2 separate regions of the Mus musculus genome follow, and region 1 is linked to region 2. A link is a contact called in ENCODE Hi-C data. All regions are on one chromosome and are shown on one strand. Each heading gives the region's core, a stretch centred on a gene start or an enhancer-like site at or near the end of the contact. The rest is flanking DNA. Distances are from core to core; before and after follow the strand shown.

The links. Hi-C counts contacts between places; a loop is a spot of excess contacts on that map.
Region 1: a map of left cerebral cortex shows a loop between it and region 2 (14-fold over the local background). The contact joins the promoter of Ebf2 here to the promoter of Gata4 in region 2. A Hi-C loop is called at or near these places in 6 of 37 maps with a recorded cell type or tissue (ES-E14 and left cerebral cortex).

Annotation. Positions count from the first base shown.
Region 1 is chr14:67,231,631-67,238,451 of GRCm38, reverse strand. Ebf2 (early B cell factor 2) reads right to left here and starts at 3,808. Exons shown (of 16, transcript NM_001360202.1): 1 at 3,187-3,808; 2 at 847-1,003. The coding sequence starts at 3,317. It overlaps Gm20675 (a long non-coding RNA gene), which reads left to right and starts at 5,257. Exons shown (of 2, transcript XR_874748.1): 1 at 5,257-5,349; 2 at 5,705-6,036.
Region 2 is chr14:63,240,566-63,247,760 of GRCm38, reverse strand. Gata4 (GATA binding protein 4) reads left to right here and starts at 2,490. Exons shown (of 7, transcript NM_008092.4): 1 at 2,490-2,610; 2 at 6,116-7,195. The coding sequence starts at 6,613.

The DNA.
Region 1 (6,821 bases), core at 2,559-5,058, 4.0 Mb before region 2:
CTTGGGAAATTTGTCAAGGCCTACAACCGCTTGACCTTCACCGTCCCTGTCTCTCTTTTAAAAATTTCCTAAGGGTACCCCTGCCTCCAGCCGGCCGATGCCTGATGCCAGCATCAAAGCTGTCTTTAAGCAGTCCCCACCCCTGTCTATCTGTCCTTGAGCTCCCAGGCTCTACAAAAAAGGGTAAGCCTGCCTGTCCTTTAGAAAGGGCAATATTAGTCGCCTTTGGGGAGGGGTGGGGAACAAACTGGGAATGACCACTTCCAGTGTTCAGGGGCTTGGCAACTAGCCACCCCAGGTTTCCCTTTCTTTGCACAGCCAATGGGCCCAGCATATATTGGTTTAGGAAAACAACCCTTCGTTTAGGATTAAACATAGCTTTCAAATTAGGGTTTGAGTTCAAGGAAGGTGCTCAGTCGCTGGGAGAGTAAGCGAGCCATAAAAGGCTGGCCCCAAGTTCCCACATAAAACGGAATCCAACCAACTACACCCCTGCCCTCTTTCCCGCTGCCAGAGAGAAAATAATAGTAATAATAATTTTAAGAAAAACTGGAGACTGGCAGCGACAGCGTTGGGTATACTTTTAAAACTAGGTCTAAAAAACTTTTTTCTGCGAGGTCAGTCGATGCACTGCCGCTACTACTGACCCCAAGGCTAGGGCGCACAGCCGAAAACGCCTGGTTCAGAGTTGGGGCCCATTGAGGTGCAGGGAAAATCTACTGAGTTAGAAGCTAAGGGTGAGACACCTCAATTTATCATTCCTGATGCTAGCGGGAGAGTGTCGCAAGTGACAGATGGAATCCTCAGTGCCGGCTTAGGGGGGGAGGGTTTAAGGGGTCCGCTTACTTTGTCATTCTCCACAAAGTCCACGAAGGCTGTGCGCTCAATCTCCACCGGCTGTCCCTGCCTGTCGTAGAGCGCCAGGACAAAATGAAAGAAGTTGGATTTCCTCAAGTTTGAAGGAGGTTGCTTTTCAAAATGGGCCCGGGACAGAGCAACTCCGCTGCACAGGAAGTGTTGGGAGAGAGAAACAGGACAAGGGGGAAAGACAGAAAGACTGGGTGTTAGGCAGTGACTAACATGCCCAAACACATTGCAGAAGGGCCAAGGGACTCAAGACCAGAAACCTTCTGGGTCTTTTCCACACTCTCTCAGAGGGGTTGCAATAGGCACCTTGCTTCCGCCACCCCGTTATACAGCCACCCAGAATCCTGTCACCAGACGGCTTTTAGTAGAATAGAAAGACCAGGGCTGCCGGCGAAGTCTTAAGAAGCGCTGCTAAACCCCAGGTGCCTGCCCGCAAAACTCAAAGCTGTGACTCAGATGTAAGGGGATAGGGTTCTTTTGCATTTGAACAAGTGACCCCTTTTAACTCCTGGCTAGTGAATTTTTGGATCACAGACTACAGGATAGGAAGCCTGTGGAGTCCAAGCCTCTGTCCTCAAGGTTTGCCTTACTCTACCGAAATTTGCATCCAGGACAGTGTCACTGCAAAATCCCCTACAGTCATTGCTGGGGATAACGGGCCAGGGTTGAGGACTCACTGCTGAGGACCTTCGCCCCCAAGAACCGCTCCACGTGTCAAAGCCAGAAGAAGCCAGAATGTTAAGAGACAGCAGCGCCCCGGCCAGAGACTCGGGCGATCCGCGCTCGAGTGTTTTCTCAAATTCCCTGACTCTGTATAGCTGGACCCAGAGCTTGCCAGAGCCTTGGATGCGTCCACAGGACCTCCCTATATGCCTGTCTCTGATAGTGCCACATTTGACTGAAAACCTTGTGGAGCCGGCGAATTGACAGATGGTGAGGGCAGCCTGGTGGCCCTGAGGTCTTCTGGATTCTTGTGCTGGGCATGGTCTCAGTCACTTTTTTGAAAGTGTATAATTTTCGCTAGACCACCACAGACTGCTGTTTCGAACTTTAATAAAGTACATTTTATTTCGGACGGGAAGACTGGAGGGAAATGTTATTAAGCCCCCGCTAAGGAGCGGATCTGCGGAACTGTCTTGGTTCCCTCGGCTTGTCACCGCCGGAGCGAACCCCTAGACCGCTTTCGAGAGCCAAGGCCTCTGCGAAGTACCATCTGCTTCGGGGACAACTGAGCATTCGGCTTCGGAGGAGTGGCAATCGGGTACCGCAGCTGCCACTTCAGGCATCCGGCTTGCGGCCTTTGCTGCCACTCCTTGAAGGGTGGCAGCCAGTTCGCTCTACCCGGGACACCTGGAGATGTGGCCTATCTGCAAAAGGGGTCATTTCTCAACGTGAAGTCCGGAGATTTAAGGAGGTTGGCGCAGAACGCAGAGCGCAGAGGAAGAGTCGAGAGTCCTGGAAGAAATTTGTGGGTGTCTGGAGAGGGTAAAGGAGCTGGCTCTTGTAGTCTGGACACGAGGGCCATGAATCTCAGTTCAGTAGCGACAGTGAGAAGCGGGACTGGAATGTCTTCGTGGGATGGAACCCTAGACAAATTTTAACCATCCGTAAACGCGAAGATTTGGAAACAAAATCAACTTGAGGAACCCGCAAAACTGGAGGGTGCTCTTCTCTGCGGCTCCATTTTCTCCTCTTCCCCGACTACTCCTGTGCTTCGGTCCATCCTCGGCCTCTTCGGTTTGTCTGTCCCACTCTCCCTCACCCAGGACTCGCTTGCATGTCCCCTTTCCTAGAGCTCCCGGCCGCCTTGCTTTCCTTGCAGCCCCTCAGGCCTCTCCGGATCCTCTCGCCGCCGCCACCATCTGGCCGCTGGGCTCCCCGAGTCTCCAAGCCATCCTGAATGATGCTGGAGGAGAGGCGCTCGCAGGAAGCGTGGGGGAACCTAGGAGTGACCGGAAAGCCGGCTCTGCCGCTGCGCCGGCTGCCAGCTCGGATCTTCACGCGCCACTCCGCTAGAGTCCAAGAGTAAACGCCACGATGTGAGCTTGAACGCTACTTTTAATAAATTTTTTTTGTCCTCAAAGAACGGACTGTGGGGAGAAACACCCGTGACCTCGGTAGTTCAGAAACTACAGTGTCGACTGCGGGAAAAGGGTTCCCCTAGTCGCAGCGACCTGCCCGCCCAGGGAGAGCCCCAGTGCGCACAGCCAGGGAGGAGAGACAAGGACAGAGAGAAAGAGAGGGAGCAAAGGGAAGAGATATTCGGGGAGACAGACACAACCAGAGACTTTCAGAGCACAACGGCTCCAGTCTCATTACCTCTGAGCCGCGACATTGGCGTCCACCACGCCGACATTCCGGACCCAGGACCTGACCGAATCCATCTCGGCACCCAGCGACTTGTCTTTCAGAGCTGGTCCTCTTCCTAGCGTATCTTGAATCCCAAACATTTAAAAAGTCTGGTCCTCTACTGTCGCCTTAAAAGTGACTTTACAACAACACCGTCCTCACTCTCCAATGCTGCCAGCAAATGGTGTTCTCCAAAAGCAATCCGAGAAAGGCGGCAAGGGCCGAAGTTTGGGGGCCCTCTTGGAAAGAAATAGCCAGCCCGTTCCTCCACGCACAATGCAAAGTTTGCGTTTTTTATCCTCGGTGGCTTCAGATCTGCCGCCTCGGGGCTTCCACTCTAGGTCGCCCGCATCCTTCCAGCTGCAGAACGTTCTCCAGAAAGTGGCCACAATTTGGAAGCATCACCTGTTCTGGGAAAAACAGGAGGAGATAGATAGCTGCCTGATCTCTCCCCTTCCTCCTTGTTCCCCCCTCCCTGCTCCTCCCCACCGTTCCGATATAGGAAAAAAAAAAAAAATCCCCAACAGGATCAGTTGTAAGAGGAAGGGGAAGACCCGGAGCGGGGAGGAGGCGGTGGCTGAGAGCGCCGCAGAGCCGGGCTGCTGCAGCGCGCGGGCCCCATGAATGGTTACTACAACCCAGGCCGCGGGAGGCGGAGCCGAGGCCCGATAAGGAGCCTCATTTGCATGGACGCCCGGGATTGGCCGGCTCTGGGCAAGCTGGGCGGACGTCCTCCCGCGGCGTTAGCCAAGCTTTGCTTTGCCCGAAGTCCGGGAGGTGAAAGGCTACAGCAAGCCACAAGCACCGAGTCCCGACCAGAGTCCCGAGTGTTTGGCCTGAGTGGGAAAGGGGGTCCCCAAATCCTGCACCAAAACAGAGTAGCAGGACTCTGAGAGTTAGGATCATGATGGTTCTTTCCGATCGCGGGAGCAGGAAGCCAGCGCGGATTTGCCTCTAGATGCAGGTTTTTTGTCGCCTGCGGGAGACCCTACAGATTCATTCCCGGGGTTTGGACCTGTGACCACCTGTATTTATGCTTTTCGCAAACACTACCCTCAGGGCATCCGTCTTTCTGAACCGGTCTACCAAGTCTCAGAGAGTTCCAGGGAAGCAATCATTTCGTGCGAAGGCCACAAGTGTTAGAAGGAGAGGCGAGATGAAGGAAGGAGAGAGCGGAGTGTGGACGAATGAGGCTCAAGTGCAGTTTAAATAAATATACTGTGAAGGGAAATGGTGAAGGAGTTAAGGAAAACAGCCCCGGGAGGGCGGGAGTACGCACCTTTGCAGATAGGAGAGGTTGCTGACAGCTTGGCTGGCTGAGAACTGCGGGATGAAGTTTCGAATCCTCCCCCCTTTTAAAATCTCCCTCCCCAATCCCTGAAGGCCGGGGAACCCTGCGTTAGAGACACGAGGCGTCTGTGAAGAAGTCCTGGAAACTTTGTCCGCCGAGCGCTGTGGTCGCGAAGGTTGGTGGTCGGGAAGCCGAGGCTCCACAAAATAGCTGAAACCCTAGACGGCTGGAGGTGCCTATTAAAAAAAAATCCTCCTGGCTGGGTGTTATTTTCTTGCTTCTCTTTTTGTATTCTGATCTGCGCGTAGATCTGCTGTTGAAATCTAGAACGCCAGCGCGAAAACAGATTTGAAGACAATGAATGCAAATCTGTGCTCAAAGACCATCTGCCGTGGAGCAGACAATCAGCTGCGCCGCGGTTCGAGCGACTGCACCCGAGCCTCTCAGCATCATTACAGTCGGGAGTCTTTCCTCCCGGCTCAGGGCTCAGGTTTGAGTGTCAATTGACTCCTGACCGGACCCCCTAGCTGTAGGTGAGCGCTCACAGACGAGCTGCGAGAGTTCGCCGCTAGAGGACACAGCGCCTGGGGTGCACGTTTGCCCGGCGAGCGAAAAGGAAGCTTGCGCTTTCAGAGACTGCTTGAGTCTCCATTGAAGGGGACCTGAGCACGTCACTTCACCTCAGGGGCAAACTGTGACTACAGACTGCGCAGGCGGGATGGTGCTCCGGAAGACTTGGTCTCTCTCTACAGCAGTGACTGACTTGAAAGCTGGCTGGGGCTCTCTTTGCACAGACTGGGGAGGGGGGCTGGAGTCGCGTTGATGGTGTACCCTAACTCCAGGTCTTTAATTTCAGGCTTAAAGGGGAGGCAGGGTGGCTTGAGGTACAGTTGAGTGTAAGAAAATAAGAGGCCTAGTTGCATTCGGCAGTTATCCAACAAAAGAGGGAGGGTGGGGGAGAAAATGGTCGAGATAAGATCCACCTCTGCTCTTTCAGCTGCGCAGTTCAGTTACACAAGACTTTACGGATAATTGCGACCCCAGGAAAAACTAACCACCCAGAGTCTTCGAGCTGGGCCTGCTCGTTTTTGTTTTGGTTTGGTTTTAGTTTTAGTTTTGTTTTGTTTTTGTTTTTTTTAAGTCTGCTGAATTTAACTAATCTCTTGTCCTTCTTTCTTGTCCCGGCCATGTTCCCAGCTGGGCAAGGCCTCAGGTTCCTCGGTGAAGAGTGTGGACCAGCCAATGAGCCCTCCGACGTGTGGATGAAACGGCTGGCTTTTGTTTAGTTTTGTTTTAACCTCCCCAAGGAGACTTTGATCAGCTCCACCTCGAAAATGTTCGCGAAAGATGCGGAGAGCCTGAGGGACTGCGGGGCAGCAACGGGCTCCGGCCTAGCCCGGCCCGCCGGCCCCCAGAGGCTCCAGGTTAAAGGGCAGAGCCAAGGTCGCTGACGCCTCTTTTCTCACCAGTAACAGCTGCCGCCCAAATTATACCCCTCAGGAAGCGAATGAATTGTTCCTTTCTCCTTGCTCCCTGCTGCCTTCTCCAAAGCATACTGTCAGTGGCGTCTCACCTCCCTCCTTCCCAGTGACAAGTTCAGGGGTGGCGGTGCCCTGCTGGAAGATAGTGTGTGGGTGCCTTACCTCTAGAACTCAGTGGGACGCTTGGCTCTTAGTGGTCTGCACTGAGGAACCACCCCACCTCCCCTGCGGCTCCTCTGAACACTGGGGACAGACTGCGGACCGACCACTTGGGGTTCCTAGGGTGGTGAGCCCAAAGTCCAGAAGTCCCTTTTACGCATAAATGAAGTTCCAGACCGAGTATAGAGGAGCAGTCGGCCTTGTGCCCTAAGCTGTAACGCTTGTGCGCGCCGAGAGCGGTTCTGCCAACCGCCTTGGCTTTGATTATGTTTGTCAAGGTCTTAGGGAGGGGTGGCGGAAGAATTGACCACCCGTGCTAAAGAAGCGGTGCTGGTGGCTGCGGCGCGCAATCGTGGCGCCCAGAGGGTTGCTTCCATCTCCTTCGCCTCCAGCTACGTGAGAATAACCCTCCATTAGGAACCTGAAACACAAATGCCGCCGGGTCCGGGACCAGGACCGGGACCCGGCTGGGTGTCCGCCCCCTCCCCCCCATACCCAACCCCACTCGCAGCCTCAAGCTTCCTCCACCAAGGACTGGGGAGTCTCGCGTTCCATCCTCGAGAAAAAATCAGAACTCACAGTATTACTATTTTTCACGACCATCTAGTTACACAAACTGGGGAAGTGGTTTGGGATCTCATTTTATACGTTGTCACCGCTTTTGTTCACCCTTC
Region 2 (7,195 bases), core at 1,241-3,740:
AAACCAAAAGCGCCCAAGAAACGCGTCTGGTTTGACTCTCAGCCCACACACCGGGAAAAATTTGTTGTGTGGGACCCAAAGTGTGGGGGTTAAGTCACAGGAAGCTGAAACAAATGTCTCTGTCCCAGGCGCCTTCAGAGTCAGAGATCTGTCTCGGGCCTCCCGCTCGCAGCAGTCAGCTCAGCGGGAGATGCCTGGAGACTCCTGGAAAGGAAAAGCGGTCTGGGATGGTCTTTGGCTGATCTTAGCAAGAGCGAAGGATCACCCGATTCCCTAAGAGACTTCACTGAGTCTCTCAATCGCACTGAGCAAAGTATCCCCAGACTATCTGGGGTACCCTCCTTTAAACCGTTAGAACTTGGTTTTCAGGAAGGCTGTTGGGTGGGTAGAGGTGGGGATGGCTAAGACACAAGGAGAATGTCGCCTGGCAGCTGTTGGAGACCTTGGCGACACAGAGGCGTATCACACATGGCTGTTCCCCCAGACACTTAAGCCCCGAGCTTCAGACTTCATGGGTAACAAAACCAGGAACGCTAGGTTTGGCCCCGGAGCTTAGCGCATTTTGGTCTATGAGGGACACTACAGTGAGGCAAATCTGAGATCTAAGGCACACAAGTCAGAGAAAGAGAGAGGGGGGGGGGAGGGGGAGGAGGAAGGGAGGGAGAGAGAGGGAGAGGGAGGGATAGAGGGAGAGAAAGGGGGAGAGGAGAGAGAGAGACAGAGAGACAGACACGCCTCGTTGGCTTGGGCTGTGGGCCTTTGGCTTCGTTTCTCTTCTGCTCACCAGGTAGTTGAGGGTTTCTTGTAAAATAAAGCAAGGGCCACGCCATTCTCTGCATTCATCCGAGAGTCTCAGAGGAGATGTTGTGGGAGGGTTCCTTGATGCTCAGCGATGGCCTCTGAAATCCTCAGAATACCATCCCTAAAACTTTACCAGATCTCGAACCTGCAGGCCCTGATTCTGACTGGCATTGTTTAGGATTGGGGGGGGGGGCTGGAGAAGGGACCCTAATCATGGGGCCCCAGCTTCCGGGGCGCCCAAGGGCTCAAACTGGCGGCACCCGGGGCTACTTCGGTAAATCAAGCCAGAGTGCGGGCAGCTCAGCACCCCTGACGGGCCTCAGTTTTCTCTCCTCTAGAGCCGCTCTGGACCTCGGGCCCCTTCGGTTTGGAAAAGAGAATTCCCCCGGCGCAGCCGTGCTCAGTCCTTCCTCTGGGATTTTCCTGAGATCCCCACGGGTTGGCCAAAGTCCCACGGGTTTTCCCTTTCAATTGGCTCGGCGTCCCAGCCTGTTCCTAGCGCCTGGGTTGCTTTTGCACTGGCGGGGCAATAGCAATAGCAATCTGCAGTCAGTCCTCGAACTGCGGGAGCCGGTGCCATCCCGAGCCTTCTCGGGCTGCACAGGGTTCTTACCAGGTGGTATTCCAGCCCTCTCCTGACCCCTCTAATCTTGTATTGGAAACCGGTGCCGGGGAGAGAAATGAGGGCTTAAAAGAAGAAAAAAAAAAGTTTAGCCCAAAGCGCGAGAGCCACCAGAGAGCTGTTATCTGCAGCTGAAGGCTGTGGTAATCGATGGGTTATTTTTACGCGGTAATAGGGCCCTGTGATTGCTCTATTAACCTTTAGACCTGTCTGAGGGACTCTCCCCTCACAGCTCCACTGCGCCAGGGCCTACAGGCACTGACGCCGACTCCAAACTAAGGTCTGGCACCCTCCCTACCCCCACCCTAGGGAAGGAACTACAGTCCTTGAATGGGCTCTAAGGTTAGAGACCAGGCTCCCCACCCCCACTTCATCCTTTTGATTGGACCCCAGTCGGTGAGGGCTACAGGGAGTGATGAGAAGGGACGGGAGACCGCAGGAGTGGGAAGAAGTGTCGGCGGCGAGGGGTGCGCGTTTTGTATAAATACATAAACTCCTGGGCTGGTGGAGGTTCTCGGCGCCTTGCAGTCTCCACCGGCTCGTGGGAAGGAGAAAAGAGCGCTTGCGTCTCTAGGCACTGACCTTAAGGGCCAGTTCAGGTTTTAGTGCCTCCTGACCCTCTCCCGAGCTCACTTCAAGGGCCCCGTAGATCTGAGGCTAGCAAGGCATCCCGGGTGACCCAGTGCCCCACCGGCGACCATGAGCCCAGTGTGCGAGGTCACCTTCTCCTCTACCAGCCCCGCCCCTTGAACAGGGCGCTGGACGTGGACCACTGAGAGTAGGGAGGAAAGAGAAGGAGAATAAACACGATCCTTGGCAGAGCAGCAAACCGCAAGGACGTCGGGCTGCACTGAGGGCAGAACGGAGCGCCCGGCACTGAGTGCTTTCCTTCCCCGAGAGTTCCGCGCGCATGGACTTTGCCTGTTGGGGGAGCTTTGGGAAGAGTCCTGCGGGCGGGCGCCGGGCGGAGGTGCTGCCGGGTCCGGGCTCCCCCGCCCCCGCCCTTGCACGTGACTCCCTTAGGCCAGTCAGCGCAGGCGATCGCTACGCGGGGGCCCGGGGAACCGCGCCGGGAGCAGGGGACAAGCCGGAGGCCCGCAGAGTGGCCGCCCGAGGCTCAGCCGCAGTTGCAGCTCCGCGGACTCACGGAGATCGCGCCGGTTTTCTGGGAAACTGGAGCTGGCCAGGTAGGGTTCCCCGAGTCCCTGCTCTTTTCCGGGGCAGGAGAAACTCACAAGTCCGCCGCCCTAGTTTGCCTGGAATAGGGAGGTAGGTAGCTGGGAAAGGAGACGCCGGTCACTCCAGTGCCCCCAGATTGGCTAAAAACTGCTCCGCTTTTGACTTTGGCCTAGCGAGGACTATTAAATCAAGTGAGACTGATTAGCAGCAAAAACTGATGGGTGCTGGAGAGGTGCGTTTGGATTGTTTGGGAGGGAACATGAATCCTTTTAATCCGTCCTGTTTGCAGATTCTCCAACTCTGCCTTCCATCCCACTGGCCAGGGCCCGTGTAATCTCTCTGACCGACTGACCCTGGACAGGCCGCATAGCCCACACTTTGGGGTGCAGATAGGATAGTGTCTCCAGCCTGCCACGCAGGGAGTGCAGAGTGGCAGTGGCAGGCAGCCCTGGGACCTGGGGGAGGGCTGGAGGCCCTTGGAGATAGGCTCGGAAACTTGCGGATCTCTTCTGCTTTCTGTCCAACCTCCTCAAACTCCTCTAGGGCTCAGGAATTGTGTGTGTTATGCACTGCTGAATACTACCCACATACACCGCTTTCGGGGAGAAAGCGACCCAGGGCCAAAACCCCGGCGGAAATCAGGGATAGTCTTGGGTAGTCGGCTCAAGCTCCCCTGATTCACGTATTCTATCGCTTGGATGTGACCCGGGAGAGTTGGCAGTTGTTACTCTTGGGGAAGAGATGTCTGGGTGATGAACTTTCACCAGGTGGAAGGAAAGAGGGGCTTTTCGGTTGAAAGGAAGAGGATAGTGAGGGACCCGAGGCAGTAAAGGATCCGGGGAAATAAGGCCGCGCTGCTGGGAAGCACCTCGGGAATTTATTTCCTGTACCTTTGGAAAAGGAAGGCAGCCAGGAAGGACGCTTCGGACATTAGAAGAAAGAAAGGTTACCTGGGGAGATTACGGAGGGTTAGTGTATAAGTTGGTTAGTGACCATTCTCAGTGTGGCGGGGACCGGAGAGACCCGCGGGAGCCTAAAGGAAAGACCTGTAAAAAGACACATTCCAGCGCGGTGTATTTTCTGACTCTCAAAAACAGGTTCCAGAAAAGCTGTGGACTAAATCCTGAAAAGAGAAATAATTTTCTTTCTGTTGGGGAACTTGGGATGAACGTTGTAGGGTGATTTGAAAGAGAGAGAAAAGTCTAGGCCAGGCCGGACTAGACTTAAGTGAAAAGATGGAGGTTACTGGGCCCCAGATCATAGATAGGCAAGAATCCACCCAGGAGAATGGTTTCTGGCCTTTCCAGAAAAGAGGGATATCTTCTCCACCTTCTATTGTTCTAGAAATTCAACATCAGGTTAAAGCATCACTCATTTGAAACTTCAGAGAGCTTCTGCCCACAAGCCTGCGATCCCAAACGGATTTAGTGCTTGCAGTTTTTCAGGCTTGCACATTAACACCACACGTATACTGTAAGTTAGATTACAGAATTCTAAATCTCTTCTTTTAACTGCTGTTAGTCAAGAAAAGAAAACGTGTATTACCTTAAAAAAATAACTTCCTGAGTTGACATTATAGAAAGTGTAATTAATTAGGACAACTACTTGACTTAAAAATTGAATGGTGGATTTTTTTTTTAATCAATGTAAATCTGCATAGTTGCTTATCGGAGTCCAGAGATTTCCAGAAAGTTTAAAACTTTATGCCTTTCTTTTTAAAGGGAAAAGTTGGTGATCTTAGGTCAAGTTTCTTGTATCCATCCTCCAGCCAAATTTGCTAGGAGGAAATGTCCAACCACTAAGCCGACAGTTTATTGTATTGCTAGAAGGAAATATTCAACCACCAAGCTGGTAGTTTATTGCACATTTTGAAGAAGTAAATATAAAACAATTTATCAGTCACCGTGTGACCGCACACTTTGTCATGATTTCCTTGTTGCTAGAGATGATGCAAAGATGGGGGAAACATTAGTGCATATACTAAATGCCCAATTCCAGAATTTTACAGTAATAAAGATGATGATTTATCGTAAGTATAAATTACATCCCAGGTACTCTCTTGTGGTGTAACCTGGAGATCTGCATTCATGGCTGTTGAATCATGTGTGTGCCTAAGGCTTCTAAGATCTGGTCATGAATGTTTTGTGTGTATTGCATTATAATACAGCCATAATCCTCCAATGACTGTAAGACACCTATAATATTTGCACTTTACAGATGAGGGACTGAAGTGTCGAAAGTTATTTATTCAGGAAGGGGACAGGCCCCAGGGTTTGTATCTAGTTCATTTAATATTACTGCAGATGCATCACTGACTAAAATAGAAACCAATCAAAAGTAGCTGCCTCTTCTCAAGGGGAATTGCAAATACTCAAAGTCCTCCAGTGCCCCACTTCAAGTGTCCGTTGATCTTCAACAAGTTTCACCTATACTGCAGTCTTGTCTTCAGTGAAACAATGAATGTAGACACCTTTACTTAATAGAGGTTCAGAGAGGAAGGATTGGAATTAACAGGTGTGTTAGGAAAATAGAGGGACACCCCCCCCCACACACACACACACCATAGTCTCTGGTAATGACAAAACCCAGGATGCCAGGAAGGATGCTGTTAAGCATCAAGAATCAATTCTGGTTTGGGTGGATCTTCAGTTCCACAAGAAAAAGTCATGTAGGGAGCACTTCCCAGAGTTCTGTAAAGTGGCCTTTTTCAACCCGCCTGCTTTTCTGGTCCCCATATATAGTCTGCAAAGTGTTTAAAATGTAACTATTTGCAGAAACGTGTGACTTGTCTGATTTGACACCCACATGATGCACAGTACGATTAAGGAGTTTCACAATCCTTTTTATGGTTTCACCAACACTTGCTCATTTATAAACATTTAGATTCTACCTCTAGGCGTTCGGTTTTTGGTTTTTTTTTTTTTTCTCTTCTTCTTTGTTTGTTTGGCTTTTTTGTTTTTTAGATTACAAACAAAACTTTCACGGGTTGCTGGTTTTTTTTTTATAAAGTTTGTTATCACCTCCGCCCAAACTACAGTTCTTGTTTGGTCAAGAAAATGTTTGAAGAGAAGAGGGGAAACAATTAAAACTTAAAAAAAAAAAAGATAGATCTTTTGAGTCCTTACCATTCTTCAGAGCTCAAAACCCTGTGTTTACAGAATACTCAGGGAAAAAAGAAAAGAAAAAGAAAGAAAAAAGAAAAAAAAGGAAGGAAAGAAAGAAAGAAAAAAGGTGAAGAATTAAAATTAAAATTAAAGTACTTTCTGATAAGCAATATCAAAATAATTGGCCCAGAGCTCAACCAAGAACTTCATGCTGGAGACTTAGGTCTCCCTCCGGGACCAAACGACCAAACAAAGGCCGCTACTTTCGGCTGTACTGGGCGTCCGTTGAACCCAGGCAAGAGAAGGGTGGTTTCATTTGCTGTGTGGAAGAAATCTTGGAAAACAGGAACATGGTTCTGAAAAACCGTGTGGTGAGGTTCTCTCACATTTGTTGCCTTTTCTCCTTCAGGACTGCCGCTTCGCTTCGAAGGGACCGGGCCCTCTTTGTCATTCTTCGCTGGAGCCGCTCTGGAGCTAGCAGCTGCGCCTGGGTGTGTAGCAGGCAGAAAGCAAGGACTAGGCTTCTTTAGCCGGTGGGTGATCCGAAGGCCTGCTCAGGGTGTTCGAGACCAGCCTGGACTGCGTCTGGGCACCTCCAGCCTCTGGGCCCTGGAATAGAGTCCGCCCTCCCGCACGATTTCTGGAGCAACCGCAAATCCAATTTGGGATTTTCTTTTTCCTGAGCAAACCAGAGCCTAGAGGTTTCTGCTTTGATGCTGGATTTAATTCGTATATATTTTGAGCGAGTTGGGCCTCTCCTCGTTTTTTGATCTCCGGTTGTTTTTTTTTTGGGGGGGGGGTTAGTTTTTGGGTTTTTGTTTTGTTTTGTTTTGTTTTGATTTTTGGTGACAGTTCCGCACACCCGCATTCTAGTTCTTGTCTGCCTCGTGCTCAGAGCTTGGGGCGATGTACCAAAGCCTGGCCATGGCCGCCAACCACGGCCCCCCGCCCGGCGCCTACGAAGCAGGTGGCCCTGGCGCCTTCATGCACAGCGCGGGCGCCGCGTCCTCGCCCGTCTACGTGCCCACTCCGCGGGTGCCGTCCTCTGTGCTGGGCCTGTCCTACCTGCAGGGCGGTGGCAGTGCCGCTGCAGCTGGAACCACCTCGGGTGGCAGCTCCGGGGCCGGCCCGTCGGGTGCAGGGCCTGGGACCCAGCAGGGTAGCCCTGGCTGGAGCCAAGCTGGAGCCGAGGGAGCCGCCTACACCCCGCCGCCCGTGTCCCCGCGCTTCTCTTTCCCGGGGACTACTGGGTCCCTGGCGGCCGCTGCCGCCGCTGCCGCAGCCCGGGAAGCTGCAGCCTACGGCAGTGGCGGCGGGGCGGCGGGCGCTGGTCTGGCTGGCCGAGAGCAGTACGGGCGTCCGGGCTTCGCCGGCTCCTACTCCAGCCCCTACCCAGCCTACATGGCCGACGTGGGAGCATCCTGGGCCGCAGCCGCTGCCGCCTCTGCCGGCCCCTTCGACAGCCCAGTCCTGCACAGCCTGCCTGGAC